Linked DNA regions of Homo sapiens: region 2 is linked to region 1. A link is an interaction called in ENCODE POLR2A ChIA-PET data of the cell type or tissue named here. Cell type or tissue: PC-3. All regions are shown on one strand. Links, peaks and the distances in the headings refer to the core of each region. The heading gives the core; the rest is flanking DNA. Region 1 holds the start of LOC124907753 (a long non-coding RNA gene). Region 2 has its middle 130 kb from the start of CRIM1-DT.

The links. Peaks named below come from ENCODE experiments on the same cell type or tissue, not always from the same donor. Only the 100,000 strongest peaks of a DNase experiment are listed, where the experiment ranks them.
Region 2: POLR2A ChIA-PET joins it to region 1 with 7 read pairs; 3 of 35 experiments call an interaction of 5 or more read pairs at or near these places.

Annotation. Positions count from the first base shown.
Region 1 is chr2:36,358,730-36,375,431 of GRCh38, reverse strand. All of the region lies in intron 1 of CRIM1 (cysteine rich transmembrane BMP regulator 1), which reads right to left. It overlaps LOC124907753 (a long non-coding RNA gene), which reads right to left and starts at 5,214. Exons shown (of 2, transcript XR_007086281.1): 1 at 1-5,214. RefSeq lists an enhancer at 6,605-7,258 and a silencer at 7,152-7,446. In PC-3, for the core only: no CTCF peak of the experiment used is centred there; no DNase peak of the experiment used is centred there; H3K4me3 peaks cover 552 bases; H3K27ac peaks cover 767 bases.
Region 2 is chr2:36,221,404-36,238,105 of GRCh38, reverse strand. No RefSeq gene overlaps it. Among named protein-coding and RNA genes, the nearest start is that of CRIM1-DT, 130 kb to the left of the region's middle. In PC-3, for the core only: no CTCF peak of the experiment used is centred there; no DNase peak of the experiment used is centred there; H3K27me3 peaks cover 815 bases.

The sequences.
Region 1 (16,702 bases), core at 4,645-8,644:
TTTTTAAATAAAGATTGCAGAAATCAACCTGAAATATTACAACAGGTGCTATATACCTTCTGAATATGAAACCAGTATGAGTTGCATTATATGAGTCAATAATAATACAAGGAAAAGTCTATTTTCCTGATACAATTTCAACAAACTTAATCCTGATAATGATCCGAAGTTTTTTTTCGAATTTTGTAGGTCCCTTGCTGGATAACGTCTAGCCCTCTGGTTTTAATTTATAAGATGGTGGAAGTGGAAAACTGCTTTACATCCTTGGAAACAACAGCATATGGCATATGCAAAGCATACGGCATATGCAAAGCATACAAGTTGCAAATTCATTTTGAAGTTAATATCTAGTACCCATTTAGAACTTAATTATATCCATTTTTCATACTAAGTAAACATCTGCAATATAATAATATGCTACAAAAAAAAAAAGCAACAGAATTAAAATGTCTCTACCTGGAGAGCTGGCTATTTGCACAAAACCTACAAATCGTTAGTTAACTTTACAAAGCTTCCATACTCTTAGAGTCAATACAGTTCTGGTGATACTAAGCACATCAAAAAAAAAAACATCAAGAGCCACAGCCCTCATGCCATGAGCCTAGGGATCAGATGCACAGGTAGTGAGTGGTCAGATGCTTAGTAAGAAGAGATGACACAATCACAGCTATCTGTTTGGAGCACGCCCAGGCACTCAGGAAAATAAATTCCATTACGACTACATAGGATTTTCTCTTAAATAGAATTTTTTTTCCTTTCTTGCTTTTTAAGTAGTATGGAAAAGAAAGGGGGAAAGGAAATGAGGAGTAACACTGCAGTCAGTACAACCCAATTGCTTGACAAATCATAATAATGAAGACAAGGTAGCAACATAGGACAATGTATTTGATATAATGTTAGATGGGGATAAAAAACATACACGATGGGTGTGGGGGGAAGGATGTCTACAGAGTAAGACTAGGCAGGGTTATACACAAAAACATGAAGCTAGTTTTTGTGTTTGGAACAAGAGCATTTTAGATAATTGTTTCTTCTATTTCCCAAACTGTCTAGTAAAGTTATCCCTTTACAGTAGCATTCTTTAAAAGATGGCAGTGGGCCCAACATTTGGCTCCAGCACACACAGCTAGTGATGGGGAATACATTGAAGAAATAAAACTACAAAGAGGGAATTTAGATAACACCTTTTTCTGAGTGACCCCTTTAATAAGGGGCTTCGGTCTCCTTTCACGAGGCAAGGCCTCTTCCCTCATGCAACTAAGGTCCAAGAATCTTTGGGCATGAAAACTTCTAAGGAATATCTGCATCAATCCTTTTTGAGTCTACCTTTCTTGACACATAGTATGGGTAGGACATCAGCAACTATAAACCTGGTAGGTGCCTTAGGAACTGCCGAAGAGGAGACACAGGAAAAGACGCCCACGGCTTTATGTAAGCCACTTAGGAGACAGACTACATGTATCTAATCTATGTAAATTAACGAATGATGGCCAGAGGCAGATTTTTTTTTGTTCTGTTGGAATTAACAGAACCTAACAGCTTCAGTTTGAAAAACATACTCCTATTACAGAAGAATGGACATAACAGACTACCAGGACACGCACATGACCCTGTGAGCAATTTTTGCATGGGTGTATGTTGTACACATGGATGCACATGCACACATCACATAATCTCCAACGTGTGCATAGCTGTCCACTGTAATGACATTTTCTCACTGTGACAAAAGACTGACAGAGAATGCCTGCATTTCCACACATACAGGTTCAGGGATACCTTCCCACGGCCATTCTGCTGGTCCACCGGCTCCGCAAATGATGACTTCATTTCTACCTCTCAAAATGCCCCATCGGTTTGCTTTCTCTATCACAAACAAATGTGACCTTTTCTCCCCAAGTGCCATCTTTGGGTACAGCTGTAGGAACGATAGGCCAGTCAAAGGCTGGTTCAAGCAACTGATTTCCCCAAATAGCTCTGAGAGGTTCTTGTCAGGACTCAGGTTAAGCCAGCTGTCTGTATCACTGAAAATGGTACTTGCTGGTTGCACTTCACACCCACTTCTCTGGTTCTCTCCTTCCAGGAAGTCTATTTTTCAGTTACAAGAACTGTTTACTTTGGCTTACAGGCTGATGGGCACTCCCTCCTTCAAGAGTGTTTCCCAATCCTCTGCCTCCATTCATTTACTCTACTAATGTCTGAGGAAAAGTGTGCTATTCCATCAGCAAGAACAGTTCTGGGTCCTTTACCCACACCCTCGATTTAACTGTGGGATCATGAGTTTTGAGAAACACACACACTTCTCATTTTGGCAGCATTTGCCATCAGCTCAAATACTCCTTCTGCTGATAAAGTCTTAGAGAAGGCAACACTGAAAAGAAAACATACCTGCCTAGGAAGTCTGGGAACAGATTTTTAAGCTTTTTTTATATGAAGCCATATAAAAGTTTTAAAAATATTTTTAACGAGTTATAGGAAAATCATCAGTGGACCCTCAAAAAATAACCTTGCTTAAATCTTCACTGTTCATTGCCACTGTTCATTATGGACAACCAGAGCTCTACAGCTATAACTTTACTTAGCCATCAGTTCCAGCTTCTCTCCTTCCCTTTCCTAAAACTTTTGTAACTGGTGATGACCAATAAAAGGATCTGAAGTGGGCTACTGGGAAAGCCACCAACCATACACTAACATTATCAACAATTTCCATCAGGTATGAGATGAGCATCGTAAACTTGGGAAAGCTGAAGGGCCATGCCGCAGCAGAAAATTAAACCTGCCCTAAGAAAATGGGCACATTGACTAAAGTGATAAAATGGCACAGGTACCTGAACTTATATCCAGGAGAATTCTGCATGTGTCTTTGACTCTATATACTTTATCTTGGCCAAAACTCTCTATCTTTAGCAGCTGAAAAGCTTAGCACCAAATGTATCAAGGTTTTAATTTGCTATGTATCCTTAAGTTTCTAATGTCTTATTCCATCTTAATTTGTAAACCTCCTTAAAACCTTTAGAAAAACAAACAAAGAACTTATAACTAGTGCTACAGAAAAAACAATTCCACACTGAATGTGGAATTACTAAATAACAAGTTGGGGCTCCAGCCACTAATCATCAAAAATTCCTGTCTCTGAAGTCATAGGGTTTGGAGTAAATCCAAACGGAATTTTGCTTTCCTAAATGCCTTAAAGTGCATTCCTATGGAATTCCTGCTCGAACCATTGTGAGGCATTTTAATTATTCCCAGTCACACACTTCCACCCTCAGGTTGTTGGCTTAGGATTTCCTTCCCCAAAGAAGCTGTACAGTTAAAAATTCCTTAGGATATCTGGAGATCACCTGAAGCAGTAAACAGGTTGCACCACACTGCACTTGGCACTCACATATTGAACATTCAGTACATGTTTCTTAAACTAAACACCCTCCTGATTAATCAACATAAATGTTTGTTAAGACACAATCCTGGATTAGCTGAGAATTCAGAAGTCTATTTTGCTATCACCAAGTCATGATGATATGGTCATCTGAAGTGTGTTGATAATTTATAACCGATTTATCAGTTATTGTTTACAAGCAGCTGATCACCACAGTATCTCAACCGTTTAGTATATCAGATCCCTGGCAGTCAAGAGAAGGTTACAAGCAACCACCCACGAGGAAAATTCCTATAAGCTGATAAGGGGTTAGTGAATGAAAGATGACACCTTTATGACAAACTGACAAGAAGAAAAGTCCACACAAATAAAAATTATCTTTAAATATTTGCCAAAAAAATACAGCTGAAACTAATTCATCATGGAAACATTACAAAAAATTCTAAGACTGATCGGCATGAGCAAAGTTAACCAGTTTGAGCTTCCTCCTGCAATGCTATGGCTTCTCACTGGGATTCTCTTAACGGGGAGTGCCATTCGTTTCAGTTTCCACAATGCAGACCAAATGGTTCGATGAAAAAGTTTTTGTATAATATCTTGGATGACCTTGAGTCTAGATTTAGTCAACAAATGCTCATTGAGTTCTTCCTGTGTGCCAAGCGCTAGAATAACACACAATCCTGGCACTCAAATAGATCACAATGAGGCAGAGAGACAGAAATGTGAACTCTAACACAGTATGAAAAGTGCTATAACAGGGGAAGGAGAAAGTGCTATTTATGGTCACTGGGGGATGGGGGATGGGGGATGGCATTACTTTTTCCTGGGCAGGGCAGGAAGGCTTCACAAAGGAAAGAGCATAAACTGGCAGGGCTTGAGGGATGCCAACACATATTAAAGGACGTGAAGACAACTATGGGGGCGTCTGAAACCTGACACCACACCCATTTTCCAGTTGCTGGCCTTAGTTGCTGGCCAAGTCTTTGGTTGCACTAGATATTAAGAAGAATGTGTTGACCACATCTCCTAATTTTCTGAGCTCTCAAAGGGTCTTTGTCCAAGATACACTGGAAATAAAGTTGGAAAACCTAAAACTTCAGGAGCAAGATGGTCAGGTCTTTAATTTAGGGGTCTAATTTTCCCTTACCTGTGGGCTTTTAGTAATAACATGCAGACTGCTAAGGTCCTATGGGAAGTTAAATGCTTATTATACTAAGATTAGAAGTAGAGGGGGAATAACTATGCATATGAAATATGTCCCCTCTAAAGAAAAAAAGTTCACTGTTCCTTCTTAACTAGTGGTCATCCTTTATCCCTTCTCTCTCTTTTTAGCTCCTAATACCATCTACTTTTCCATTCTCTCAAGAAATATTATCACTCAAGCATTTCTGACTCAAGGGCATTCACTTACATATTCACACACAATTTTAAAAATATAATAACCTGGATTATTTTCAGTGCCAAACATAGCTGTAATTATGTATTTCTTTTGGACATGCTTTATGTTATTAAAGCATGTAAATACTTTATCTCCCTCAAGTTTTCCAGCCCTCAGTTGGCAGAAAGTCTTTTCTTTTTCCTTTCTCTTTCCAAAGCAACTAATACAATTTCCTGAATAGACAGTCAATAAACTTGGTTGCTGAGGGCTCACCTTTTCCCAGGGCAGTGTTTGAAAATAATTTCATCTACTGCCAACAAAAAACACCTCTGGCTTCTTTCATTTTACTTATTTACCTACAGAGGTCTTCCATTTCTCACTGTAAATTTCTGCTGCTTCTTTCTGCTGTCACATTTAAAGTTTCTGCGTAAGGTCAAAAACTGTTTAATGATGGCATACTATTTAAAAAAAAAAAAAAAAAGCTTTTGTCCCAATCACTAAGAAATAAGTCAGCAATATTCAGAAGCTCTACTTGCCCACTTATAGATATCCCAATTAACAGGCAGTTTAAAACCCAAAGCATCTTAATTAGAACTGTTTTTTCAAATGCAGTAAGTAAAACAATGTGCGACCTTTTATTAAGAAGTCATTTTCAGTTTGCTGATCTACAGAGTAGATACTACAGTCAACTTGCTTCAAGCTGGGGCGTTGTTTCCAGCACATCCATAATACAATGCACGGTATTCTTTGTCTGTGTTGTGCCCTCAGCAACTGAAAAAATACACATGCACGTGCACACCCTACATCCAATGGCACAAAGTTAACTACACATTCAAAGAAGGAATTAGCTTCCTGTCTCTCAAAGAGTATTCCCACTCAGGGGCCCAGTGGCTGATGCTACAGAAATAGTTCACTACCCTGAGTACATCTTTTTAGGCCAGCAAATCTACCACAATCTTGTACAGATCCTTGTTGTATAAACTTTTATCACTTTCCTCACATTTATCATCTTCTCGAATGTTCCTATATGGCAACATTTCTGACCTATATTACATATAACATTTCATATGTTCCTATATGGCAAAAAGTTCTGTAGAAATGTTTGCAGGTCAAAAGCTCCCCCTGCAAACATTTTTACAGAACTTTTTGTCGTTAATGCAGACACTGTTATTGGAAGGGATCCTCACAGAGGAATTGACTCTTGCACCACCTTCTGTCAATGGCTGGGTTGCCCAGTAGCTGGAAAGCTGTGTGCACTCATCCTTGCTGGAAAGAACATGGAGGCAAATGTTAAGACTGCTGGAAAGCATCTTTCCAATGGCTTTCAGGACACTTGAGATCCAGCAGGCACTGGGCTGTGGTAGGGATTCACCAGAGGAGGAGGGCCAAACCACAGCACACAGATGTGGGCAAGTGGGGTCTCTAACTCACCTTCTAACATAGACCCTTCACTACAGCAAACACACATGCACTCATGGGCTGCTTTGTAGAGAAATGCTGGGCCCTTGGCATGCAGATTCTCATTACTGCCGCAGAGGTTTAAAAGTTCTTAAGCTAATATGCACCAACCAACCTGGAAGAAAAGCAAATAAAGACCTATTTATACACCAGAAAAGAGTAAAGGAGACCCTAGATTGGGCAAAAGCTCAGGTTAGTAAATTAACACCACCCCATCCCAGAAATCTAGCCTGGAAGAGAGACGGTAAGATCTGGAACAGGATTTAACTTTTGATATTATCTTTTTAAAATGGAAAGAAAGAGCAAGCCATAGTACAACATAAAATGTTTATCCAGTTATTAGTAAACTTTTAACAATTTCACAGATTGGAGTGAAAAAAAATTTTCTGGAGCAAAAAGCAAAAAGTATTACAGAAAACTAAAAATTATCTAAGTTTACATACCTAGGAAATGGTGGCTTAGGTAACTGCGCTGAAAGTGAGAATCATGGAAGAGAGCTATGTAATAATTAGCCACTGAGTTTTCTCATATGACATACTCCCAAATGGAATATTTCACATTCAGCAGACTTATTAATGAATAAATGCCCAATGGGAATTAACTAGTACCTCATTCTGGAAGGCTGCTCTTGGCAAAAAATGTAATAACCACAAGGCAAACAAGCTGATTGCTAATATACACTGGAAGCCGTGCTGGGCATCATTTTCTTTCGAATAATGCCTATTACTTTAAGTTTTAGAGCCGCAGGTTCATACTACCTAACCTTGCTCAACGTCCTGCCGCTGGACAACATGCAAAGGAAGGGTGAAGTTTCTGGACAACTTTCCAAGCTTCGCAGTTGGCTTGTACTTGAAACATATTTAGTGAATATTTGCTGTCTCACATACAAGCAAAGAGCTTCCTGGTCAGTGGCTCAGCTGTACACAGAGGTGAGGGAGCTTGCGCAGTGTGCAGCATGTCCCTCTGCAGGAATCATCCTTTCATCCTCCCAACGTGAGGCACCAACATGCCACGTTTGGCCAGCGACCCCACACCCCCTTTCATGCACTATTACTGCTATGTTTCTTTAAATTCAGTCTGCTCCTTAAGGAAACTCCCTGGCAAGTGAAAACAGCAGCAAAGGTAAAAGAATGTGGAGAATTTGGCTGCTGCCTGCAGTATTAGGAAGAAGAGCAATTACTCAACTCTCTCCTAGTGTCAGAGGCAGAAATGAGCATGTGAATTTGGGCAAGTTTTGGCCTGTCTTCGCTCTAGCTTCTCCCTTTGCAGTCTCTGTCACCTACCTACCTCATAGTCTTAATAATTAATGAAGTACATAAGAAAATGGAGAAAGGGAAGGCAGCAAACACATAAGAGAGGTTTGAGTTCTACCCTGAATCCAGACTCAGCCACGGTGAATATGATTTAAAAGACTTCAGGCATTTAAAAGCTGTCACTAACTTCCCAATACTACGCTTTACTGTCTCCACTGCCGCTTGATAAACATAACCATGGAGGAACTCTTGATCTTTTCCTCTAAGCCCTTCTGTCTACAGCACCTGGCAGTCATGTAGACACTATCACTTTTTCCTTCCCTGGCTCTGCAAACACAAGGTAATATTCGACTCCTGTCTATCACTTCTAGGTCATAAAAGCATAGATCTTATGACCAGTAGAACCTTAAGATATCATCTGATTCAGTTCCCCTGTCTTGAGGTAGGTAACTATTTAATTCCCTTTTGACAAATTAAGGCAAAGTCATGCCAAGGGAAGTTGAAGGGTTTTATTTAAGTCACTGGGCTATTAAGAGATGAAGGGGGATTCAAAAGCCATGGCTGTTTTTTTCTCCTTTATCATGTTATCACATACAAGAATTCTGTAATATTCACCTTTCTGGGCAGCCTCAAACCCTTTCTGAAACAAGCTAGGATATACACAAATACAGTCACAGTCTTGATTAAAACACAGAAATTTATTTGGTCTTTCATTTTGATGTGATAGGTAGTGGTAATAAGTTTTCTTAAAATCTGCCTGAAATATAGGAACTCAGTGGTTCTGAAAAGCACACAGTATACCCATTCTGTCTCCAACTGTTTAAAAATCCTTCTACTTTGACTTCCACAGACAAAACTGTCTAAAATCCATCCCTTTTCCTCACTCAGACTGTAAAAGCCCATACTTTTCAAAAAAAGCAAAGCTCCCAAATATGGGAAGTGAGAAAAGGTTTTCGAGATCTGCATTTGATAACATGATGGAATATTCTGTCTCTACAGACTTATAAACACACACACAGAAAGGTCCAAGCCTATGCATCCCACACTCCTCACACCATAAGGCCTGAAGTGGTCCAACTACTTCATAAAGTCTAGTTCAGGTCAAACATCCTCAAGGTAGCTTTGCCTTATTTTGGCAGGTCTTTCGCAGTCTTAAAAAGAAGTATCACAATTCTCCAACAAAAGATGCCTTTTGTTTAATCACAGCTGTGAAACGTTTTGCTGTGGCCTTTGGATAAGAAGCTAAATAAGTTACCTCTTGTAGACTGGGACTCTGCAGTCTCAGGTTTCATTCTGCCCTGCCAGAAATTCCTTTCTGTTTTGAATCTGAGATGTTTGTTTATGGTTTTTGTTTTGAAATGCTAAATAAGACAGGCATAGTTTCCAGTTACAGCCTATGGACCACCATCTACTCCCTCTCCTTTTTTTTTTAATCTTTCCATAGGCAAGGTAGCTGGTTGCTAAAATTTCCAAATAGCAAACTGTTCAAATTCTCTTCTCAGGAACTTGAAATACAAAATGGTAACACCCTACAATATAATTAACACTTATTTTTTTTTCTTAAATATTCAGAAGACAAATGTTCTCAGGATAGTCTGAATTAGGGTGTTATTTTGACATCTTTCTGATTTTGTTTGTAGGTTACATGTCCGAATACCAGCACTCTTGATAGAAGTGCTACAAATGAGAGGTACTAAAGTAGTTTCTGGAAGAAAATCCAATTTCTACTATGCGATAATACGGTTTGATCATCAGGAAGGAAAAAAAAAGTTGTAAACCACTGATTCCAAGGATTTTTCTCTTCATCAAGTTCTTTCTCCTTGTTCTACAATAGCCAATTTAAAGCATCTGCCTTATGAATTATCAGCCAATATTTACTGGATAAAAATGATACTTATTTTCAGGTACAAAGGAAAGAGTCACAGTTAAGCAAATGTAGTTCTGGGCTGGGCGCGGTGGCTCACGCCTGTAATCCCAGCACTTTGGGAGGCCAAGGTGGGCAGATCACGAGGTCGAGAGACCATCCTGGCCAACATGGTGAAACGTGGTCTCCACTAAAAATACACAAAGTAGTTGGGCGTGGTGGCACATGCCTGTAATCCCAGCTACTCAGGAGGCTGAGGCAGGAGAATCGCTTGAACCAGGGAGTCAGAGGTTGCAGTGAGCTGAGATCATGCCACTGCACTTCAGCCTGGCAACAGAGTGAGACTCTGTCTCAAAAAAAAAAAAAAAACACAAACATAGTTCATAGTTCTGTTCTCCTAAAATGGGACCATACCCACACTAAGAACTAAACAGCTAGTAACATTAGATATTTTGATTCTAGGTGTTCTTCCTACCCCGCACTATATCACAAAGACTCCCTAGAGACAGTGCAAACCCATGGCCAACCTCGACTATTAGTCCACATCAAAGATGGCTAGAATGACTGGGAGAGAGAAAAGCAACACAGATGGCCTCTGGCCCTCACACCCTCTCCTGCTCATTCCCAAGCCCGCAGTGGTCTCTGAATCGGCTAGGCTTGCCGCTGCTTCCTTCTGTAACCTCAGTGAGATATATCAACCTGGCCTGGCTATATCCTTGGGGTCTCCAACGTCTCCAGTGATGTCCAGAAATCCTCAAAAAGTTCTAACAATAAAAGGAAATTTAATTCACTGTCATAAAACCATATGCCATTAATATTAAAAGGCCATTTTTAAATAAATATTAATTTGAAATAGCTCTTTGGATGTAGGGGCTCAAACCACAAAATCAAGCAAGTGTTCACATTCTGCTGAAATGCCAAAGGCGCTGGGAACTGTAGTTGCACTGGATCAAACCAACGCATGTTTCCTTGGTGCATAGACCCTGTATTCCCAGCCCCCTGTTCTCGGTACTTCACGGTTCTTTTCTCTTTGACAAACATCTGACATTTGAATTCCCCCTCGAAACTCCCACCCCTTTGAAGAGATTTAGTTAAGTTTGGAGGAAATGTGTGCCCACAAGGTAAATTTTTAAACTTACAGAGAAAGCTAACAAAGAGGAAAATGGGAAAGGATAGAAAATAGAATGGAAATTAAAATTAATATTATTTTAAAAAATCTATTTGGTACCAGAAACTAGCATATACACATACATACTATACACACACACACACAATCTTATATATACATCTATGTAATCATATATATAAATCTCTAATCCTCACTACAATATTTACTTAATAGAAAGCTATTAATATTCCAGTTTCACAGATGAGGGAACTGAAGCTCAGAGAAACTAAACAAGCTGATCTCACGATTAAAAAAATAACAGATTTAAGATTTCAATGCAGGTTTGTCTAGCCCCAAGCCCTATTTTCTTTTTCCTAAAACATCCTGCACAAGAAGTGCAGGAAAAAAGGAGGGAGGAGAGGAGACCCTCAGGTCTTTCTTGTTGCTGCATCCTCCACTAAACTTTTCCTGGTGGTCAGATTTGGGTTAGACTCCCTCTTACTTGCTCCTGACATGCTTGGCATTTCCGTTATCTCATGGCTTACTGAACTGATTGTAATGAATTGTCTGCTTTTCCAGTTTACCATCAGATCATGGCCTGTGTGAAAACAAGGACCATATCTTATTTATTTTGGCTGAAAAATAATGACTATAATAGCAGGTAACATTTATCAGGTCTTTTAATATGCATACTCTGTGATACATGCTGTATACATAGGTACTAGCTTTGTGCTACTTAAAAGTGTGGTCCTGGCACCTGTGACACTGGCATCAGCCAGAAATTTGTTAGAAATGTAGAATCACAGGCATCACCCCAGACTAACTTAATCAGACTTGCAATTTTAAATACCTAGGTGATTTGTGTGCACACTAAAATTTCAGAAGCACAGTTTTATCTCACTTAACCCCCACAGCGAACCTAGGAGGTACCGACGACTAACAGAAAAACTGGCTTACACAAGTGATGTCACTACTGTAAAGCACAGAGACAAGACCCATAGGCGATGCTCATGAATATTTTCAGGCAGAAGAATGGCAGAAGAACAGGTAGAGCTAGAAAAAGAACAAGAGGAATGGATAATCCTCTGACTTCTGGTTTTGCCTAGTTTATACCAACTGCAGCAGCAGGTTGGAACCATAGCCCCCATGGCGTCGAGCTGTTTCTTTGCTCAAGCCAGGCCAAATCCTGCAGTGGTCATCAGTGTGCACACTCAGGAGCTAGGAGCAAAATTTCCTCCCAGAAGATAATGTGAAGCAAAGTGCACACTGCTGATTATAGCACATCTAGGTTCCCGCCTCCTCCCCAAATTAAGTATTTTTAATTATTTGTTCACAGATAAATGGTTACATTTATAATTCCTACAAATCAATGCAAAATAATATCAGACCTAAAACATTACTCAAAATATACAAACTTTGTAGAAATCATTTAGACAAGGTATAAAAAGATAGTCATGGGGGGGGGGGGCGGCGACGACTGCTGAATTCAGTAACAATTTGCTCCCTTTCTAAGAGCCCAACCTCCTTAACTGCTTACCATCAATGACTGAGGTAGATGGGGATTAAGAGAACAAGAGACTGAGCCCAAGTAAAATTGTTTCACTTATACTGGTTAGTAGCCTTGTTAGTAAGCATGTTCCATGTGCCAGTCATTCTTTTAACTGCTCATTAGGGATGCACTGAGTCCTTATAGCAACCCTATCATTAACCTGACTACACAGATGAGAAAACTGAGACACACAGAAGCAGAGTGCAGATTTGACCCCAGAAACCAAGTTCTTTTTTTTTTTTTTTTTTTGAGACAGGGTCTTGCTTTGTCGCCCAGGCTGGAGTGCAGTGGTGCGATTTCAGCTCACTGCAGCCTCTGCTTCCTGGGTTCAAGCAATTCTCCCACCTCAGCCTCCCTAGTAGCTGGGATTACAGGGGCCTGCCACCAAGCCTGGCTAATTTTTTTGTATTCTTAGTAGAGACAAGGTTTCACCATGTTGGCCAGACTAGTCTTGAACTCCTGACCTCAGGCGATCCATCTGCCTCAGCCCCACAAAGTGCTGGGATTACAGGCATGAGACACCACGGCCGGCCCCAAGTTCTTGAACATTACACTTTTCCACCAACATGTAGGTATTTTCATGTGGGGAATTAACTGGGACTGGAGGAGGGAGGTAAGGAATTGATACCTGTTCACTTTGCAACTAACAAAGGAAAATAGGTTCTTTAAAAACATTTACTTTTTTCATGTGGGCCCAAGATAAAACACGTAAGAGTTTAGTGTTTACCTTGAGGGTATTCTTACATAGAGGTATATTCAACCATTCCTCTGTCTTGACTTAGGAAGTCTTGACTAAACAGAGGTTTTCAAAGATGTGACCAGGCTACTGCCCAGGGCAAGCAGCAGGGTGGGTGAAGCTGAGAGGTGCTGATAAAGGGACACCTCCCAGTTTACTGCCCACGCTTATCCGCCTAGTGAAACAAGCTAGAACAAAGAGAAAATCACTCTCAAAAGGAAACTTGCCGTTTTGAAGCACAGCTACTAAAGCATTAAGAATGCAGCTTCATTCTTAGATGTTGAGAAACACTGAGACCAATTGCACAGGCTCTAAGGAGAATGGGTAGGATCACCTCCCCTGCCAAAAGAAAGGGCTACTACTCACACTTTTAAACCTAGTTCAAATTCAAATTCCCCTTTCTGCTTTGCCACCAGAGCCTCAAGAGATCACTTCAGATGCTTTAATTCCTACAACTAATTTTATCCATATATTTCACTAGCCAATTAATCATACACAGACTTGCAAAATCACTTCTACTTGGCTTGAATTTATATTATTATGTAGACTTTTTGCAAGTCTACATAATAGACTTTTTGCAGTCTTGCTGTCTTTATTTCTTATCTTGATTAAGTGTACAGAGCAAAGAATATGTTGGAGAGGTCCCCGGGCTCCCTAGTTTCCCCCTCACCCCAGCAGAAGGCCTTGTACAGCATAGAAGACCAATGAATGAATGACTGATTTCCATGCAAAGGCAAGTCAGATCTTTGAAAATGCAGCTTTGCAGAATTAGACCTCTGAGAAGGAAAGCTTTCAATGTGTTATTCATGCATGCTTGGCTAGTCTACTGTTTCTCCCTCAAATAATTAAATGAGCTTTACTGGGGTGTCTCCAAAATCCTGATACCAAACGTGCCATACGGAACACAGTGTTACAGGAACCCGCTTCACTAAATGTATTTCCCTTCCACTCATTTTACCACCTCCTACCCTCTTGTATTTACAGGCTAAAGCAACACTATCATCTCTGCTTGCACCATAGCCTGGGAGATGTTAAGCACACCCACATTTTTCAGGAATTTCACAATTAATGTCTGGAATGTGTTTTGGATTATTCTTCAAAGGATGATATACTTGTGCTAAGATGAATTCAATATTTTCCCTTCTCCCATTCGTCATTCTTTAGTCCACCCCCTCATTACCTCCTTAGGGTCATCTGTTTCATCTACAATATATCCCCCAACTTCATAATGCCCATCCCCTGCCTCACCCAGCTGTTCACTCATTCATCCCGGTCATTGCATCTTCAACAAACCACACAAAACAAAGAAACCTGTACCAAGTCACCAAATACCTCCTACAAATGGATGTAATGCCTACACAGATTAAGGACTGTTCAGTTTTCTTCATATATTAATCTGACTGCTTACAACCCTACTGCCAACCTCTTGCTTGGAGATTTTCCTGGTCAGTGTACAATATGTGTGAATGGCAACAAATATCTCCAGACTTGCTATTTTTGCCATTCTGATAATACACAATCCATCTGCCCTTTGCCAAGTGTTTTATGTGACAGGACTCCTCAATAACAGGGAAGATTCTATAAGCCTGGCAATCAAAGTGAAGGTCACTGAGTCCTGTCATTTATTTAAGTGCAGTGAATAGTTGGTCTCTCCATGTTTTGCCAATATTTACTTTTGGGAGGAACTAATTATTTCCTTGTTTACTTCGTTGGTTTCTCTTCCCATTCCCTGTTAACATAATGTTATAGGCCCTCTGCTTGTTCCTCTCTGGGATCTAAGGGCTCCCTGTCTACCTAAGGACTTCTGAGAGGAAAAATGAAACCCATTATTCCAAAACAAAGCCAAGAGCTTAATTTTTCTAACTATAGAAGCTGATATTTTGCCCCCCTCCCGTTACTTAATGAGTGAATTAAAATTCGTGGACTCTTAACTTCAGGCCCTACTACAGAGTGGTGAGAGTAGTTTCCATGCGGCTTGTGCAGAATGAAATGTTTGGGTTCATTATCTGGCCTCCTGCAGCCTGCTTTCTGGAGCAGATCCCGCATACATTTTCTTCCAAGCAGCCATCATCTTCACTGACTGTCTTCCAGGGATAAGCAAAGAAACTTTGCATGGCAAGTTTCAGGAAACAAAATTCTGTTTTTTGCTGTAAGTACCCCACTATGTATACATAGTTCTCTTACACACTGCCCAATGAAAAATGGGTAAAAGGAACAGTTAAAATTCCTGGGGGAAATAAAAGGAGGATTGCGTTCTGAAAGAGGTCGTTTTTAGATAGCAATGGTGAAAAAGATGGAATGCTAAGTTCCAAAATATGAAGCTACTGAGTAAATAGTCACCAAGAAAAAAATTGGTGCTTATCTGATCTAGCTATCACCTGAATCTAATACAACAGAGTCCTCGGAACAGTGACTCAAGTAGTCTCCACCTGGTTCCTCATCACTCTGTCTGTACAAACTGCCAAAGCAAGTCACCATCTGCCCTTTAACTGCCCAGAGAGGCTGGTCATGCTCTCTCACCTTGCCTCACTCCTTATAGAAGCATAAAGCGCTATGACACATGGGAGAAGAAATGGCTCTCAACCCCTTAGCTCAAAACATAATTCTCACTGTCCAATCAAAATCTTCTTTCTAGAAAATCTCACTTCATTAATTTTTCTAAACTCTGCCTTCGATCCTCCAAAGATGTCTTCCATCCAGATTTCTTTCTCAGGGGTTCAGGATCCACACTTGTTTCTCTGGCTTCTAGGTGATTTTCCTGGAGGCAGGCAGCCTGGCCAAGAAAACAGGCCAGTTAGGATGCTGCAAAGAGCAACAGGAGGTCTTAGCAGACGAATGGAAAGAGGAAAAAGACCTGCACTCTCCTAAGTTCCAAAAAGCACTTTCTAGACTGACAGAAAGTAGGAAAAACTTTTAGGTATCAGGCTCCATGCTCATTTTTTCAAATGCACTTACCACCCCCAGCCCCCACCACAAAAGGAATAATTCAATTAGAATTTATTTAATAACAATCTAAACAATGCGGAAAAGAAATCCAAGTGCACATCTCACATGGTGCACAGGACACAACTCATCACATTATTTAATCATTCAGAAAATATTTTTTTTCCTTCAGCATTCTTTCTATGGATAGGATTGTTCTTCCGTTTGTTCAATGTACTTTTACTGAGAGCCAACTAGACCAGCATGCCTTAAAAACCTAAGGCTGTGAGCCACAAGCTGAAAGGGGCCCATTTCTGCCCATGATTTATCTAACTCATTTTGTGAACTGCAGTTAAAAACGTAATTTTTTTCCCCTACAAAGCCAGTATGAGAGTAAACACTGCTAAAAATTACTGCAAGTTGGCAAACAGAGAATATAATTTGTATTTAAATTATGTCATCGAAAGCAGGGAGATTAGTCATGATAATATTTCTATAACATGCAATATGTTTTTACAACGTAGCCAATTAAATAAGTTTTCAAGAGTTTTCATTAACAGATACAACCAGTAGGGGTCATTTTAGTGCAAAAATTGCAGCAAAAGAGACTTCAACATGAATAAAATATATTGATTCCTATTCATGTTAGTTATGATAACCATGCTTCACCACGTGAATTTCTGAATAAAAATGGAAACTGAGGGAAACACTGGCCATTCCGAAATTTCTTGTAAACTCACAGAAAAACAAGAGATAATCAATACCTTCTAGGTAACTGCTGACATCTGAAGGCTCCTCTAATTCTTTTTTTAAAAATGGCAGGCGGGGGGCGGTTGGGGTATCACTTATCCCATGCTTTCCATAAATCTTGTCGTTAAGTGAAAACACTGAAATTGTAAACACACGATTGAAAATATCTGTCTAAATCCAACCATTATATCATGCCAGGTAACACTGTCCTTACTTTGGTTTCACAGATTTAGAATGCAAGTTGACTGCTGTTTTCAGTATTTTTTTTTTTAAAGGAAGTGCCCTGGACACACAATATTGATAGTTGAAAA
Region 2 (16,702 bases), core at 5,069-9,068, 140 kb after region 1:
TTACAGCTTTATAGGTCTCAAAATGCTTAGCATAGTTCAGGGAAATTGTAAGTATACTGTGGATTCTTGCTGAATGGAATTGAAAGGTACTTTCTGCTTCTCACGCCTACCTAACATTAGATTGCGTGAAGTCAGTGCAAGGGGACTTGCTCATTATGCCTGCTCTGTGGATAGTAAAGCAAATGCTTACTAGAAGGAGGGTCAATAAGATACAAAAAAATTCAGGTTGGAATAAATGGACCATGCCCTTTTTTGATACCTAATGACTCCAAATTACTTTTAGCAATGAAAGCTCATTAACTTTTTCACAAAGTGGTAATGTGAAACCTGTTCCAAAATATGTGAATTGCTTTAAAATAATGTCTCATAGAAGTTAAATTGAAAACAAGAAAAATTCCTGAGACAGAGCTGATGTCTATTGCATGGTAGTACAGAGCCATTTGGGAACTATTTTAAGAATGGAGACCCTCCTAACCAAAGTCAGGGTTGGGGATAAATGGAACTGGCAGTCACCCATGATATGCTCAAGAAACACACTGTGCAACTGAGATTTGAGAATTTTTGCTGCAGCCTTACCGCTGCTGATGCTAGCCCTTAGTGACTAAAGGGTGCGGATAAGCAAGGTGCTGTAGAAGAAATGGACCAAGAATTTGAAAATAAACACAATAGCTCATTAGTAAATATACCATGTCCCTACTTATTGGACCAAATTCTCCTCTTTGAGCCAAGGATGGTCATGGAAATTGTGGTTTCTCTTGAGGTCAGGTGATTTGTTCATTTGGTGCTTCTTGAGTTTCTCTGAGGTTGTCTGGGATAAGCCTGATCACCTGGTAGGATTTTCTTGAAGGAGTTGTCATGGAGTGAACAATGGACATACAGATTAGTTGCCCATTTCAGAGGGTTTAGTAGGAATTGGCAATATCATTGACATTTGGTTCTTGGTTCTACCTCTCCTTATGCTTTTCTCATGACTAAATAATGGAAGACTTGCTTTTCTGACACTGTTTACCAGCACCTAACTGCCAGGCAGACAGATTCTGCTCTTGTATGAGGAAAGAGTGTGGTTATGGAGATTGGTGTGAAACAGTAAAGTGTGACATGTTTATGACTAAAAACACATGTTGGCAATGCCATCTCCAGAGTGGGAAAGTTTTATTTTATAATTTCCACAATTCAAAAGACTGGTGATTTTTACTCTAAGTTTTAATTTATTGTGGCTCTACGCCTGTTTGTAAAATGCTGGCCCTCTGGGAAGTATATTTTGATGCCTACAGATAGCTAACAACCAGAATTCATAATTTTCTAACTAGAGTTTTAAAACCCCTATATTTGTAATAGTCTTATGATGAAACAATGTACTGAAGAAATCAAGGACTTTGCGACTTCAGGAATGGGGAATATCAATGAAGGTTTAGTAATGCTATAAAATGGAGCCCTTTTGTTGGGATCTCTTTATTTGCTTGTTCATCTCTGTACATGCATTTGGCAAAATTTGCCTCTTTAGCTTAAATATTGTCTCAGCATACATTTAAAAAAATTGTGTACTCTTGAAGCTCATTATAAATACCAAATTTTGACTCAAAATATAATTCACTAAAATATAATAGTTTTAACATTATTCTATTTAAAACCTTTTCCTCCTCACATTTTATAGATTTTTCTAAAGTTGCAACTATTTAACATAAAACAACAACCTAAAAAATTCTACTTAGAAGATCTAAGATCTTTTATCATACCATTTATTTTACTGAGGTTATTTCCTAATAGTTCTTATTTTTAACATTTATTTTGAGTGTCAGATTTCATTATATCTCAGCCATTCCATGTATGCCTCCCCCATAGAGAAATAATAACCTGATTCATAAATGGTAAACAGTAAATTCATACATGAAAATATAAAGATAAATTATTATTTCTAAAGTTGAATAATATTAATACATTTGGCCTCAAGAATTCATGTTTCTGCAAGGACTTTATGGGTAATAGGTGTGAACCCAGTTGCAAGGATGTGGTTGAAAAGGCCTCTGCCAGTATACTAAAAATTTGCTAAGAGGGTAGATCTTATGCTAGGTGTTCTTAACACACATAAACACATACAAATACTAAAAAAATAAAAAGGGCAGGAGGAAACTTTGTTGATAGTTTCACTGGTGTATACTTATATCTAAACTCAACAAGTTGTATATATTAAAAATGTATAGGTTTTATGTGTTAATCACATCAGACTCAGGCACAAAATATCTCTGAGACCCTCAGGCACTCCCCTCTATGATTGGCTTGATTCTCCAATTTTACCTTCTACTTTCTAAGGCTGAACCTGAGGTTTTCACTTCATCCCTGTACTTCTAACTTGAGCTTGTACCCAGACTTTCAGGGCTACTGTACTAGCCTTTGAGCTGCCAGAGATGCTACCCTGTCAGATCCCAAAGACCAGGATTCCCAAATCAGCAGGTGTCTTGACCTGAATGCTTTATCATCACCGCTTGAATCAACTGAGCTTGGAGTTTGGATGTGATCTCGGTCCCAGTTTCACTAAGCTCCACCAGAGCGGGGCCTGGCTCCTTTTCACTGCAGTCTAGCACTTTCAGAAATTAGCTGGGGAAAGCAGAGGAAGCTTCCAGAGGAATGCTAGAGTGAAAACTTGAGTACAGTTGATAATACCTCCACATTTTCTTAGTCTTTAGTTTTCGTATCTCCTATTGGGTTTACTTAAGTTTTCTAATTTTTTCTAGGATTTAATTTGCAGAATAAAATAAGACATTCTTGTTCTTCATATTTTTGGAAAAGAATGGGATACAGTGGTTGAATTAAAAGAAAAAAAAAGAATCATTGTGAAGTAACCCAGCTATTTGAAGATACGTAGCTTTGATTGAAGCCCAGTTTGAAAGAGGATGACTACAGGCAAATCCTATCAGTGGACATTTTATTAATTTTGTTCATAAAAAAAGAGTCAATCAGCATCACACCTCAGGGAATATTCATATAAAATCAGATTCAAACATAGCTAATTAAAAGGAATTTTAAGAGTAACCCAGCATAATGCCAAAGTAAAGAGCAAAAGGACCTGAGGAGCTATAAGCAGTAACAGAAGCTTAGAGGTTCTTCAGTAAGAAGCTGTGGTTCCCTTGGGGAATGAGACAGAAGGTCAGACATCAGAATCAAGAATAGGCAGATAGGGCTGGGCAAGGTGGCTCACGCCTGTAATCCCAGCACTTTGGGAGGCCGAGGTGGGCAGATCACTTGAGGCCAGAAGTTTGAGACCAGCCTGGCTGACATGGTGAAACCCCATCTCTACTAAAAATACAAAAATTAGCCAGACATGATGGCGGGTGCCTGTAATTTCAGCTACTCAGGGGGCTGAGGCAGGGGAATTGCTTGAACCTGGGAGGTGGAGGTTGCAGTGAGCCAAGATGGTGCCGCTGCACTCCAGCCTAGGCGATAGAGCGAGACTGCCTCTCCAAAAAAAAAAAAAAAAAAGAGAGATGGATTTCACTAGTCCCCCCACAAAATTCCCAAAGACAAGTTGAGAAATCAAGAAGAATAACAGAAAGATATGTCAAGAGTGTTCCAGGTATGTGAGTCCTGCTTGTGCAGCTGACTGGGTGGGGCCTGTCTGGGGGTGTATATGGGAGGGAAGGGAAGGATTGGAAGCCACCGAGGGCGAGACCCGGGGAGAGCGGTGAACACGTAGCCAGCAGAGGAATCTTAGACTGCAAACTGAGAAGAGCTGGGTTAACTGACAAGCTGGCAGGACCAGGAGAAAATATAAACATTGGTTGGGTATCAAAGTTAGTAGTTAGAGGGGTTAAAAAATGTAGGTTGAAGTTTGGGTGAACTCTGGGGTGAATCCCGAATGAGCCATACAGAACTCCAGGCAGAACACTGTGAGTGAAAAGTAAATATACCATTTCTGTCCACAGATGTGTTTTGAGCATCTACTATGTAATGTGCACCATATTTGACAATGCGAAGGAATATGCAGAGGTCAGTGAAACATATCTCTTGTGCCTAAATTACTCATGATGATGAAGGTATAGCCCAGCACCTAATAGGCACTTAAGACATATTTTTTGAGTGTCTTTTTTTTGTCTTGTTCACAGTGGAGTACTGGAACCAGCCATACAACCAGCCAGTGAGAGCTGTTAGTTAGCATCTCTTCCCAATTCCCTGTTCAGACGTTATGTTGGAAGCATTAACCGTGGTGCAAGTATTTTCATCACAGAAATCTGCAGCACTACAAATTAAGGGCTTTTTCTGCCCTCCACCTCTCCACCCCGGTTCTTAAATTTTTATTAACATTCTGACACTGGATCAATTTAATCTATCAGTTGAACTTAACAAATATTAACTGAGCACTTCATAAATGTAAATCTATTCTTAGCGCTTATCATCTTGTTTTCAAAAGACATTTTCCCATTTGCAATAACTTGATTATTTAGGTGGTTTGAAGCTTTCCTTATTTAACCCGTGTCACACTTTAGAGTATTGGTTTGCTTCCACTTTGCTATAGAAGAGAATGCAAAGCCAACTCAAGCTTGTGAGTTTTCTCCCTGGATTTGCAGTGTTAGTGATAGGCACAATGGATATCTCAGGGAAGACCTTCTAATTCTCTACTAGGGATTCAGCTCCTGATAGGAATATACTTACATTAATAAAGCTGAAAAATACTGACCTGGTGCTATTCTTTGATTGGCTATTCTGACAATGATGGAGGATGGATGTTTGGGATTAGTAATTATGTAGGGCATATGGATCACCCTTTTGTTATTCTTCCTATGAAAAGTGAAGGACTGTGTTTTGTTTCCATCCTTGGTAAGCCTATAAAGTGTTCCCTCCATAAGAATATTCGAACTTGGTCTCAGGCCACCACTTCTGAGGTTAGATGCTCAGGGTCATTTTATATCTACAATTTTAGATACACTAATTCACTAACATTGAGATTAGATTGGGAATCACCTCAGTGCTCTGTTAATGCCAATTACCTCTGAAACAGCCAGACTGGAGACAGGTAAGAGTCCCCTGATGACTGATTAAAATATGGTATCTTGAAAATTAAGTGTCTAGTTTTGAGTGCAGATGTAGCACAAAGATTTATTATCTCAATTGATTCAGATTGAATGCTATGGGAAAATTCACTAGGAATAATATAACTGTTATACCCTCACAGTAGGAATAAAAAGGAAAAAAATTCACACTTCTAGGGAGTGTTAAAGTCAGGGAAACGGATTGAAATCTTTTATAATGAGCTTTTAAGTCTTAAAGTCTACCAGTAAGAGGACAGAAGTCAAAATAGCAGAACTAAGGACAACGTAAAAATTGATATGATGGTATCCCTTTAGTCTAATTTTACCATTTGATTTGTGCTTTTAAAATAGTATTACATACAACTCAAAATTTCCATAAGGCACCAAAAGAGCTTTCTTGCAGTGGGCTCATTTAATTAATTTTGGCCAATATTTCCGTCTCTAGGTGCCTTCCAGAATTTAGATAATGACCTCTTTTTGAGGCATAAAATTGGAAAAGATTTTAAGAGATTAGAAAATGACTGGTTTAATAGAACTGGTAACACACTCAAAGGTAGACTTTAAATGATCCAAGTCCTATTTTGATTAATGAAAAATTAACATATGGATAATGTTGAATAATGGAATAAAGAGGTAGGAAAGAAATTTTTGAAATTTTTGTTATTTTTAAAAGCTAAATAAAAGATGATAAATGAAGATGATAAATGTAGGAATTATCTTAGTTCTTGAAGGTTATGTTGATATCAAATACATTTATTTATTTTTAAAAATGAAGTTTATTTTTATATTTTAAATTTAGAAAGGTGAAAAGAACAAAATGAAAATAAGCAAAATCTTTATTTTCAGAAAAACTATGCGTTTAAAAAAATAAAGTGTTTGTGTGTACATTTGAGTATACACAAGCAGATAGATGTATTTAATTTAAAAAAAACTTTATTTTTTAAATATACACAGTTTTGCTTGATATGTATATATGTATGTATGTATGTATTAGGAAATTCAAACAAGTTTTTGTGGTTCCTGTAAAATGGAAGACTAAGATAATGCAGAATTAAATTTTGATCTGAACCCATAAGAAAGAAAATTAAATCCTTGGTCACCAGAAACAGATAGGGGTTTATGAAAACCAGAACTCTAAGATGTTCTGATGTCGTACCATTTTATGTTTCCACCATGAGTATGAGTGGTCTAGTGTCTCTACTGCCACACCATCATTTGGTGCTATCACACTTTCTATTTTAGTCACTCTTATAGGTGTGTCGTGACATCTCATTGTAATTTTAATTAGCATTTTGCTAATGATGGCTAATGAAGTTGAAAATCTTATGTGCTTATTTGTTAGCTTTATATTCTCTTCAGTGAAATGTCTGTTCAAGTCTTTTGCCCATTTTCTAATTGAATTATTGTTGACTGTTCATAAACCATTTTGAGTTAGATTTTGTGTAAGATGTAAGTTTAGGTGGCGGTAGTTCTTTTTTTTTTATGCAATGAATGTTAAAAAGCTCTAGCACCATTTGTTGCATTAATTTTAAACCTTTGTTAAAAAACCAGTTAGGCACATTTGTGTGGGTCTATTTCTGGGTTTCTTATTCTTATCTCATTGCAATGTCTATCAATATGCCAATACCATACAGTCTTAAGCACCGTAGCTATATAGCAAACTTAACAGCATGTAGAGTGATTCTTTCTACTTAATTATGTTTTGAAAAATTGTTTTTAGCTATTCTAGGTCTTTTGCCTTTCCACATAAAATTTAAAATGAACTTGTCTATTGTACAAAAGCTCTGCTAGGATTTTAATAGAAATTACATTAAAATTACAGATTGATTTGGAAATAATTGATATCTTTGTGGAGTCTTCTAATCAATGAACCACACAATGTCTCTTCATTTATTTAGGTGCTCTTTGATTACTTTCATCAGCATTTTGTGATTTTCACCATGCAGATTCTGTACTTTTTTAAAAATATTTATATCCAAGTATTTCATTTTATTTGTAATAGTTAAAAATGGTATTGTGTTTTTAGTTTTGGTTTCCGCATTATCATTGTTAATATCATTGTCAAAAACCCAACTGATTTTTATGTGTTCACTTTGTATTCTGAAACTTTGCTAAGCTCACTTAGTACTAAGAGGATTTATTTATTTATTTATTTATTTATTTATTTATGGATTGCTTAAGATTTTCTATGTAGGCAATCATATCATCTGCAAATAGAAAGGGCTTTTTATTTCTTCTTTTTTAATCTATATGCCTTTTACTTTTTATTTTCTTTCTTTTCATTTTTTTTCCTTATGTGCTGGCTAAAAATCTCAGTAATATGTTGAATAGGAGCAGTGAGAGTAGACATCCTTGATCTGTTTCTAATCTTAGAAAACATTCAATCTTTCACCATTAAGTATGATATTAGCTGTAAGTTTTTTTAAGAAAATGTTTTTTATCAAGGTGTGGAAATTCCTCTCTACTTCTGGTTTGCTGAGAGTTTTTGTCATCAATAGGTATTGGATTTTGTCAAATGCTCTTTCTGCATCCACTGATACGACCATATGTTTTTTTCTTTTTATCCTGCTGATATGATATATTAAAATGATATTCAAATGATGAAACTGCTTTGCATACCTGGAATAACTCTAACTTGGTCATGGAGCATAATTCTTTTTACACATTTGTGGATTTTGTGAACATTTCATTTTTGCTTTTTATTGCTACACAATATTTATACATATTTATCTTTTACATATGATATTCTGACACAGAATATGATATGTTTGCATCTGACAGAGAATATCATATGTAAATGCAAACAAATCATATGCAAATAATGTGTAATGATCAAGTCAGGGTATTTAGTATATCTGTCACCTTGAATATTTATCATTTAATTGTGTTGGAAACATTTTAAATATTCTCTTCTGGTTATTTTTGAATATATAATATATTGTTGTTAACTGTAGTCACCCTACCATGCTGTCAAACACTACAACTTTTTCCTTTAAATATTATTTTTAGCTTCACTTTTTTTTTTTTTTTTTAAATCTCGACTCCTTCTTTTCTCCTTATTGGACTCCAAAAATAAAAACATTAGATTTTAGGATCTCATCCCATAGGTCCCCAATGCTCTGGGGTTTTGTTTGTTTATTTGAGGTTAATTTTTTCTCTGTTGTACGAATGAGCAATTTCTATCGATTTCACTTCAGTTTCCCTGGTTCTTTCCTCCGTTGTTTTAAATCAGGTATATTTTAACCTTTTTGAAAACTTAATATTTTTAATTGTGGTTAAATACACATAAAATTTACCATGTTAACCATTTTTAAGTGTACAGTGAGTAGTGTTAAATATATTTAAATTGTTTTGCAACCAATCTCCAGAACTTTTTCATCTTGCAAAGTTGAAATTCTATACCTATTAAACAGCCACTTTCTATGTCTCCATTATGGGATGAATTGAGTCACTCCAAAATTTACATGTTGAAGTTCTAACCCCTGTATTTTAGAATGTGACTGTAGTTGGAAATAGGGTCTTCAAAGAGATGATTATGTTTACATGAGGCTGTTAGGGTGGGCCTTAATCCAATTTGACTGGTGTCCTTTATAAGAGGAGGTAAATTGGACTCAAAAAGAGACACCAGAGTTGAATGCATACACACAGAAAAGACCATGTGAGGACACAGCAAGAAGGTAGTCATCTGCAAGCCAAGAAAAGAGGCTTCAGCAGAAAGCAAACCTGCCACCTTATTCTTTGACTTCTAGCCTCCAGAACTGTGAAAAAATAAATTCTGATGTTTAAGCAAGTCCATTTTTGGTATTTTGTTATGGCGGCCATAGTAAACTAATATATTGCTTTATGTAGGCCCTGGCAACCAACAATTCAACTTTCTGTTTCTATGAATTTGACTATTCTAGATACTTCATATAAATGCAGTCATATAGTTTTTGTCTTATCGTGACTAGCTTATTTAACTTAATAGAATTTTCTCAAGGTTCATCTATGTTATTGCATGTGGTCAGAACTTCCTTCTTAAGGCTGAATTATAATCCATTGTACATATACCACATTTTGTTTATTCATTCATCTGTTGATGGACATTTGATCCACTTATACATCCTGCCTCCACATGCATAACCTTCCTCATTAATATCCTAAACGATAGTACATTTGTTATAATCAATGAATCTGTCTTGATTTATCGTTATCACCACCAGTCCATAATTTACAATGGAGTTACATTTGATGTCATACCTTCTATGGGTTTTAACAAATGTATTATGATATGTATTTACCATTATAGTATCATACAGAGTAGTATCTCTGCCCTAGAAATCCCCTGTGCTCTGCAATTCATCTCTCCCTCTCCCTTAACCCCTGGCAACAACTGATCTTTTTGTGTCTCCATAGCTTTGCCTTTTCCAGAATGTCAAATAGTTGGAATCATGAAGTATGTATCCTTCTCAGATTGGCTTTATTCACTTGGTAATATGCATTTAAGGTTTCTCCATGTCTTTTCATGGCTCGATAGTTCATTTCTTTCTAGTGTAAATAAAATGCCATTGTCTGTGTATATCACAGTGTTGTATCCATTCTTCTACTGAGAGATATCGTGGTTGCTTCCAAGTTTGGGCAATTATGAATAAAGCTGTTGTAAACACTGGTGTATGCACTTTTGTGTGAACACAAGTTGTCCACTCCCTTGTGTAAATACTAAGGAGTATGATTGCTGGATCATAGGATGTGGAGTATCTCTAGTTTTGTAAGAAGCTGCTAAACTGTCTTCAAAGTAGCTGTACAATTTGCATTTTCACCAGCAATGGATGAGAGTTCCTGTTGCTGCATATCCTCACCAGCATTTGGTGGTATTGGTATTTCAGATTTTAGCCACTTTAATAGGTATATAGTAGTGTCTCATTGTTGTTTTAATTTGCAGTTCCCTAATATCAATGAAGTTGAGCATGTTTTCATATGCTTATTAGCCATCTGTATGTCTTTTTTTGGTGAGGTGTCTGTTCAGATGTTTTGCCTCCCCACCTTTTTTTTTGAGACAGGGTCTCACTCTCACCCAGGCAGACAGATGATTGCTCAAGCAATCCATGCACAATTGCCCATTTTAAAATCATGTTACTTTGTTTTCTTATCGGTGAGTTTTAAATGTTCTTTGTATATTTTGGGTAATAGTTCTATATCAGGTAAAGGATAAATATTTTGGCAAATATTTTCTTCTAGTCTGTGGCTTGTCATCTCATTCTGTTAATAATGTCTTTTGTAGAACAGATGTTTTCAATTTTAATGAAGTCTAGCTTATCAATTGTTTTGTTCATGGATTGTGCCTTTGGTGTTATATCTAAAAAGTCATTGCCATATTCTATAACATCTAGATTTTCTCCTATGTTATCTTCTAGTAGTTGAGTTTTAAAGTTTTGTGTTTTACATTTAGGTTTATAATCAATTTTGAGCTTTCTGTGAAGGATTTAAGGTCTGTGTCTACATTCATTGAGTGTTTAGTTATTGCAGTATCATTTGTTAAAAAGATTATCTTTTTTTTTTTTTTTTGAGATGGAGTCTCGCTCTGTCACCCAGGCTGGAGTGCAGTGGCATGATCTCAGCTCACTGTAACCTCTGCCTCCCAGGTTCAAACAATTCTCCTGCCTCAGCCTCCCGAGTAACTGGGATTACAGGCACGGGCCACCACAACTGGCTAATTTTTGTATTTTTTAGTAGAGATGGGGTTTCACCATGTTGACCAGGGTGGTCTCAAACTCCTAACCTCAGGTGATCCTCTTGCCTTGGCCTACAAAGATTATCTTTTCTCCATTGTATTGCTTTTGCTTCTTTGTCAAAGATCAGTTGATTATATGTGGGCCTGTCTTTGGGTTCTCCATTTGGTTTCATTGATGTATTTATTTTTTTACTAATATCATATTGTCTGGATTACTGTAGCTTTGTAGTAAATTTTGATGTTTGGTAGTGTCAGTCTTCTGACTTTGGTCTTCTTCAATGTAGTGTTAGCTATTCTGAGTCTTTTGTCTATGTATACAGAATTTTAAATCAGTTTTGAAATAACTGATTTAAAAAACAGTTATGAAATAACTGTTGGGATTTTTGACTGGGGTTGCATTGACTCTGTAGATAAACTTGGGAAAAACTGATATCTTGACACTGCTGAGTCTTCTTATCCATAAATACAAAACGTCTCTCCATCTGTTTAGTTTTAAAATTTCTTTCATTAGACTTTTGTAGTTTTCCAAATATAGATTTTATACGTATTTTATTAGGCTTATGTAAATGGCATTGTGTTTTTAATTTCAAATTCCACTTGCTCGTTGCTGGTATATAGGAAAATGATCAGCTTCTGTACATCAACCTTGTATCCTGCAACCTGGCTATAATTGTGTATTAGTCCAGATTTTTGTGCGTGAATTCTTTTGTATTTTTCTATGTAGACAATTTTGCCACTGCAAACAAAGAGGGTTTTATTTTTTTCTTCCCATTCAATGTATCTTTTGTTTTCTCTTCTTGTCTTATTACATTGGCTAGGACTTCCAGTACAATGTTGAAAATTGGTGGTGAGACGGGGCATCCTTGCCTTGTTCCTGACCATAGTGGGAAGAGTTAGGTCTCTCACTATTTAGTATGAAGTTAGATGTAGGGTTTTATAAAAATTTTTTAAGATATTTTTTGTCCAGTTGAGAAAGTTCCTCTCTCTTCCTAGTTTGTTGAGAGATTTTATCATGAATGGGTGTTGAATTTGTCCAGTGCTTTTTCCTGTATCTATTGATATGGTTAAATGACTTTTCTTCTTAGCCTGTTCATTTTATGGATTACATTAATTGATTTTGGACATTGAACCCCTATTGCATATCTGGGATAAATCCCATTTGGTCATGTTGTATAATTCTTTTTTATACATGATAGGTTTCAATTTGCTAATTTTTTTTCAGGATATTTGCATCTATATTCATGAGACATCTTAGTCTGTAGTTTTTTTCCTTGTAATATCTTTGTCTAGCTTTGGTATAAGGCTAATGCTGGTCTCATAGAATAGGTTAGAAAGTATTCCCTCTGCTTCTATCTTCTGGAAGAGATTGTAGAAAATTGGTTTAATTTCTTCCTTAAATGTTTGGTAGAATTCACCAGTTAACCTATCTAGGTCTGGTTCTTTCTGTTTTGGAAGGTTTTATTTACTGATTCAATTTCTTTACTAGATATTGGGCTATTTAAATTGTTTATTTTTTCTTTTGTGAGTTTTGGCAGATTGTGTCTTTCAATAAATTGGTCCATTTCATCTAGGTTATAAGATTTGTGGGCATAGAATTGTTCATAATATTTCTTTATTATTCATTTAATGTCCTTGGGATCTGTAGTGATGTTCATCTTTCATTTCTGATATTGACAATTTGTGTCATCTCTCTTTTTAATCTTAATTAACCTGGTTAGAGGTGTATCAATTTTATTGATCATTTCAAAGAATCATATTTTGTTTTGTTGATTTTTGGTATTAATTTTCTGTTTTCAAATTCACTGACTTCATGTCCTGTTCTGATAATGATAATATTGCAGATCCAGTCAACAAACCAGATGACAATTTGTTCCTGTTCTTGACCTTGAGGTCAGATCTGTCTCCTTTAGATATACAGGTTTACATAAATTATGGTCCCAGGTAGTTTTAAGTACAGGGGTTTTCAGGCTCCTTTCATAGGTGTTGGAGTCTTATTCCAGTCTCAGCTTTGAACAGTAAGGCTTACATTGATCTTGTATTCATGAAGCACTTTTATTCCTTTCATTCACTAAGATCCAAAGCAAATGGCTGCCTTTGCTAACTTCTAGTCCAGGAACTCTGCAGATCTGGAGATTCTCTTTCTCTCTGTCTCTCTCTCTCTCTCACACACACACGCACACACACACACATGACACCAATAGATAGATACAGATATGAGTAGGGATATACATTTATATTTGAACACTATTTTGATCTTTTTCTTTTCTTTTTATCATTTTTTTGTTTCTCTGATATATTTTCAGAATTGTGGGGTCTATTTGGTGAAGACTCAAAGTGTGAAATTACAAGACCACATTCATTTGACATCAGTCTCTCTGCAAACCATTCTCTTGACTATTAACTCCTTGAAGGCAAGATGTCTTACTTATCTATAAATCCCTATCAGCTCTTAGCAGTGTACATGGCATCAAGTAGCTACATATGAAATATTTATAAGATTGAGGTTGATCGTCCTTGGTTACTAACTTATCACAGAAAAATTTTAAACTGTATTGTTTTCCAAATGAACTTTTTCTTTATTGAGCCCTGTAATTCTATGTTTAGCTACAATTATACTGAAGCAACCATAATTTTACTTTTATATTGGCAATCCAAACTCTGATCTTGGCCTTAAATGAATTAAAATGTTTGTTCTAGATTTTTAAGATTTTAAACAGAGTTTGAAAGAATCAATAAAGGTATTAAATAGCACACTTGCAGGGTAAAATTTCATTGTGTGAAGACATAAAACAATATTTGTTTAGAAAATGTTTTTGATAAATTGACACCAATCTGTTAGTAGCTAGTGATCAGACTTCTGAAAACCTCAAAAATATGGTAAATAACAACAAACTCATTGAAAGTTAAGCAAAATGCTGTTAAAAAAGGAAAACGATACTTGCAAAGCCATAAACTTTACCCCACATAGAAGATAGAGTGCCCCTTGCTGTCTAATACTGATTTGAAGCAAATCTAGTTTTAAACTTTAAATATGTGGAGCTTTGTGTTTAATACATCTACAGAAAAAATAGATTAGAAAAGTTGAGGAAAGGAAAGGTCATAAGGCACTTTGACTCCTAAATAATTTGTGATGCATTAATTTGTCTTGAATTAATGAATTATAAAAAATAACATATTTATCAGTGATAGTGTCAGAAAAGAGCAAATACTTCCAGTGCAATTATAACTGCAGTATAGTCTGGAGTCAATTAGAAATTCTCCATATGCTAAGAGTCATGAGGACATGACTATATCAAAATCAAATATACTGTTGTGTTAGTTTCCCAGGGCTGTTATTAACAAATAACCACAAACTTAGGGTTTAAAAAAACAGAAATTTATTCTCTCACTGGTCTGGAAGCCAGAAGTTGGCAGGACCATGCTCCCCCCAGATCCTCTAGAGGAGAGTCTCTTCCTTGCCTCTTCCAGCTTCTAATGGCTGTGGGCTTTCTTTGACAGATCTCTTCACACTCTCTTTTCTTCTGTGTGTCTTTAAACTCCACCTGTTGCTCACTTATAAAGATACTTGTAATGGCATTTGGAGCTCACTCACGTAATCCTGGATCTGCTGTTCTCCCCGCTAAGATCTTTAACTCTATCACTTCTTTGCCATATAAAGTACTATTCACTCCTTTGTTATGTAAGGTATTATTTGCGGGTTTCAGAAGTTAAGACATTTTATTAGTTTGCTCAGGCTGCCATAACAAAAGACCACAGACTGAGGGTTTAATCATCAGAAATTTATTTTCTCATATTCCTAGAGACTAGAAGTTAAAGAACAAACTGTAGGCAGCTTTGATTTCTTCTGAAACCTGTCTTTTTGGCTTGCAGATGACCACATTCTTTGCTGTGTGAGAACATGTGCTTTACATGTGAGAACATGTGCTTTGCATGTGAGGACATGGTCTTTCCTCTGTGTGTGCATGCATGCCTGATGTTTCTTTGTGTGTCCAAATTTCTTCTTCTTATAAATTTGGGTTAGGGCCCACCCTAACAGCCTCATTTTAAGTCAGTCGTCTCTTTATTTTTATTTATTTCGAGACAGGGTCTGGCTCTGTCGCCCAGGCTGGAGTACAATGGTGTAAACTTAGCTCACTGCAACTTCCATCTCCTGGGCTCAAGCAACTCTCCTGCTTTAGCCTTCTAAGTAGCTGGGACTACAGGTGTACACCACTGTGCCTGGCTAATTTTTGTATTTTTAGTAGAGATGGGATTTCATCATGTTGGCCAGGCTGGTCTCAAACTCCTGAACTCCAGCGATCCATCAGCCTCAGCCTTCCAGAGTGCTGGGATTACAGGCGTGAGCCACTCCTCCCAGTTCAATCATCTCTTCAAAGACCTTATCTCCAACTACATTCACATTCTGAGATACTGGGTGTCAAGGCTTCACAATATGAATTTTGCAGAGCCACCACTCGGCCCACTGCAAATATGTAACTTTCAATTGAAACCATGAAAATAGTATTAAATATAATGTACTAAGATTTACTCACAAATATAAGCCAGTGGAATACATTTAAGGGGCGGTCTCATAAAAGTAGTTAAGATTTCAAAGAAAGCAAACTCTGTTAGGAGTTTCTGACAATTAACTAGAAAAATCACTTATATGGAATAGTCATTTCTCAATTAGGCAAGATTGAATGTAATGCTAGCATATTGCGAAATTTCATGCTAAAATTTATTTGGGAATATTTTTTAAAACTCTCCCTTTCGCTTATGGATTTATAGATAGACTTATGAAGATTACAATAGGAAGGAATTCTTCCTTGTTTAAAGGAAAACATGTAATTTAAATGGAGGCATAATTTATACTCTACACTGCAATTGTCTGACTTTAATGAGAAAACAGTAAATTTCAATATAGTTTCTTGGGAATCATTCCAGCTCTCAATACTTTGCTGCAGTGGGATGCCAGGAAATGACTGTTCATAGAGAGATGGCCAAGAGTCCACATTTATAAACACTAATAGGTTACTTTGTTGGTAGCATTATCTTTGATTACAAAGAAAGCAAACTAATATTAACGTATCTATTATACATGGTGCCATGTAAATGGCATCCAAGAATATTAAAATTACAGTTATAAAAAAATCACACCAATTTTACAGAAGATCTTGTACTTTGCTTCAGAAGAATCTAAAGCATAGTCATCCATACTTATTTCTGCTCCTCATCTCAAGTTCTTCTGCATCTTCCGTATATAGTACTTACACTTTCTCTTCCATTTCCAATCTCTATGGTTCTTCCATTTACCTTCAGAATTATGGTTGTAAGATTGGGCTTCAAGTACAGCACCAACACACTCAGAATAAAATGTTCAAAAATTCATAATTTCAACATACACTGGACTGAATAGCGTTCCCCGCCTCAAAAAACATGTCCACCTGGAACCTCAGAATGTGACCTTATTTGGAAATAGGGTCTTTGCAGATGAAATTGCTTAAATTAAGATGCAGTTATCCTGGATTAGGACGAATTCAAATTCGATGACTGGTGTTTTCGTAAGAGTAAACAGAGACACAGACATACAGGAGAGAAGGCCATCGAATTCGAATTCGATGACTGGTGTTTTCGTAAGAGTAAACAGAGACACAGACATACAGAGGCAGAGATCAGAGTGGTGCATGTAAAAGCCAAGGAATACTAAGGTTTAACAGCAATCATCACAAGTTAGAAAACATAGTAAGCATTCTTCCCTGGAGGCTTTGGAGGGAGCATGGCCCTGACAGCGTTGTGATTCAAACTTCTAGCTCCTAAAACTGTGAATCAATACATTTCTCTTTTAAGCCACCCAGTTAGGGTACTTTCTTATGGCAGTCCTTGGAAACTAATACAGAACATGAGCATGATAATTTGAATCTATGAAGAAAGGGTACTCCAGATAAAATTTATTAGAGAACAAGCCTAGACATTATATAGTTAGTACAAC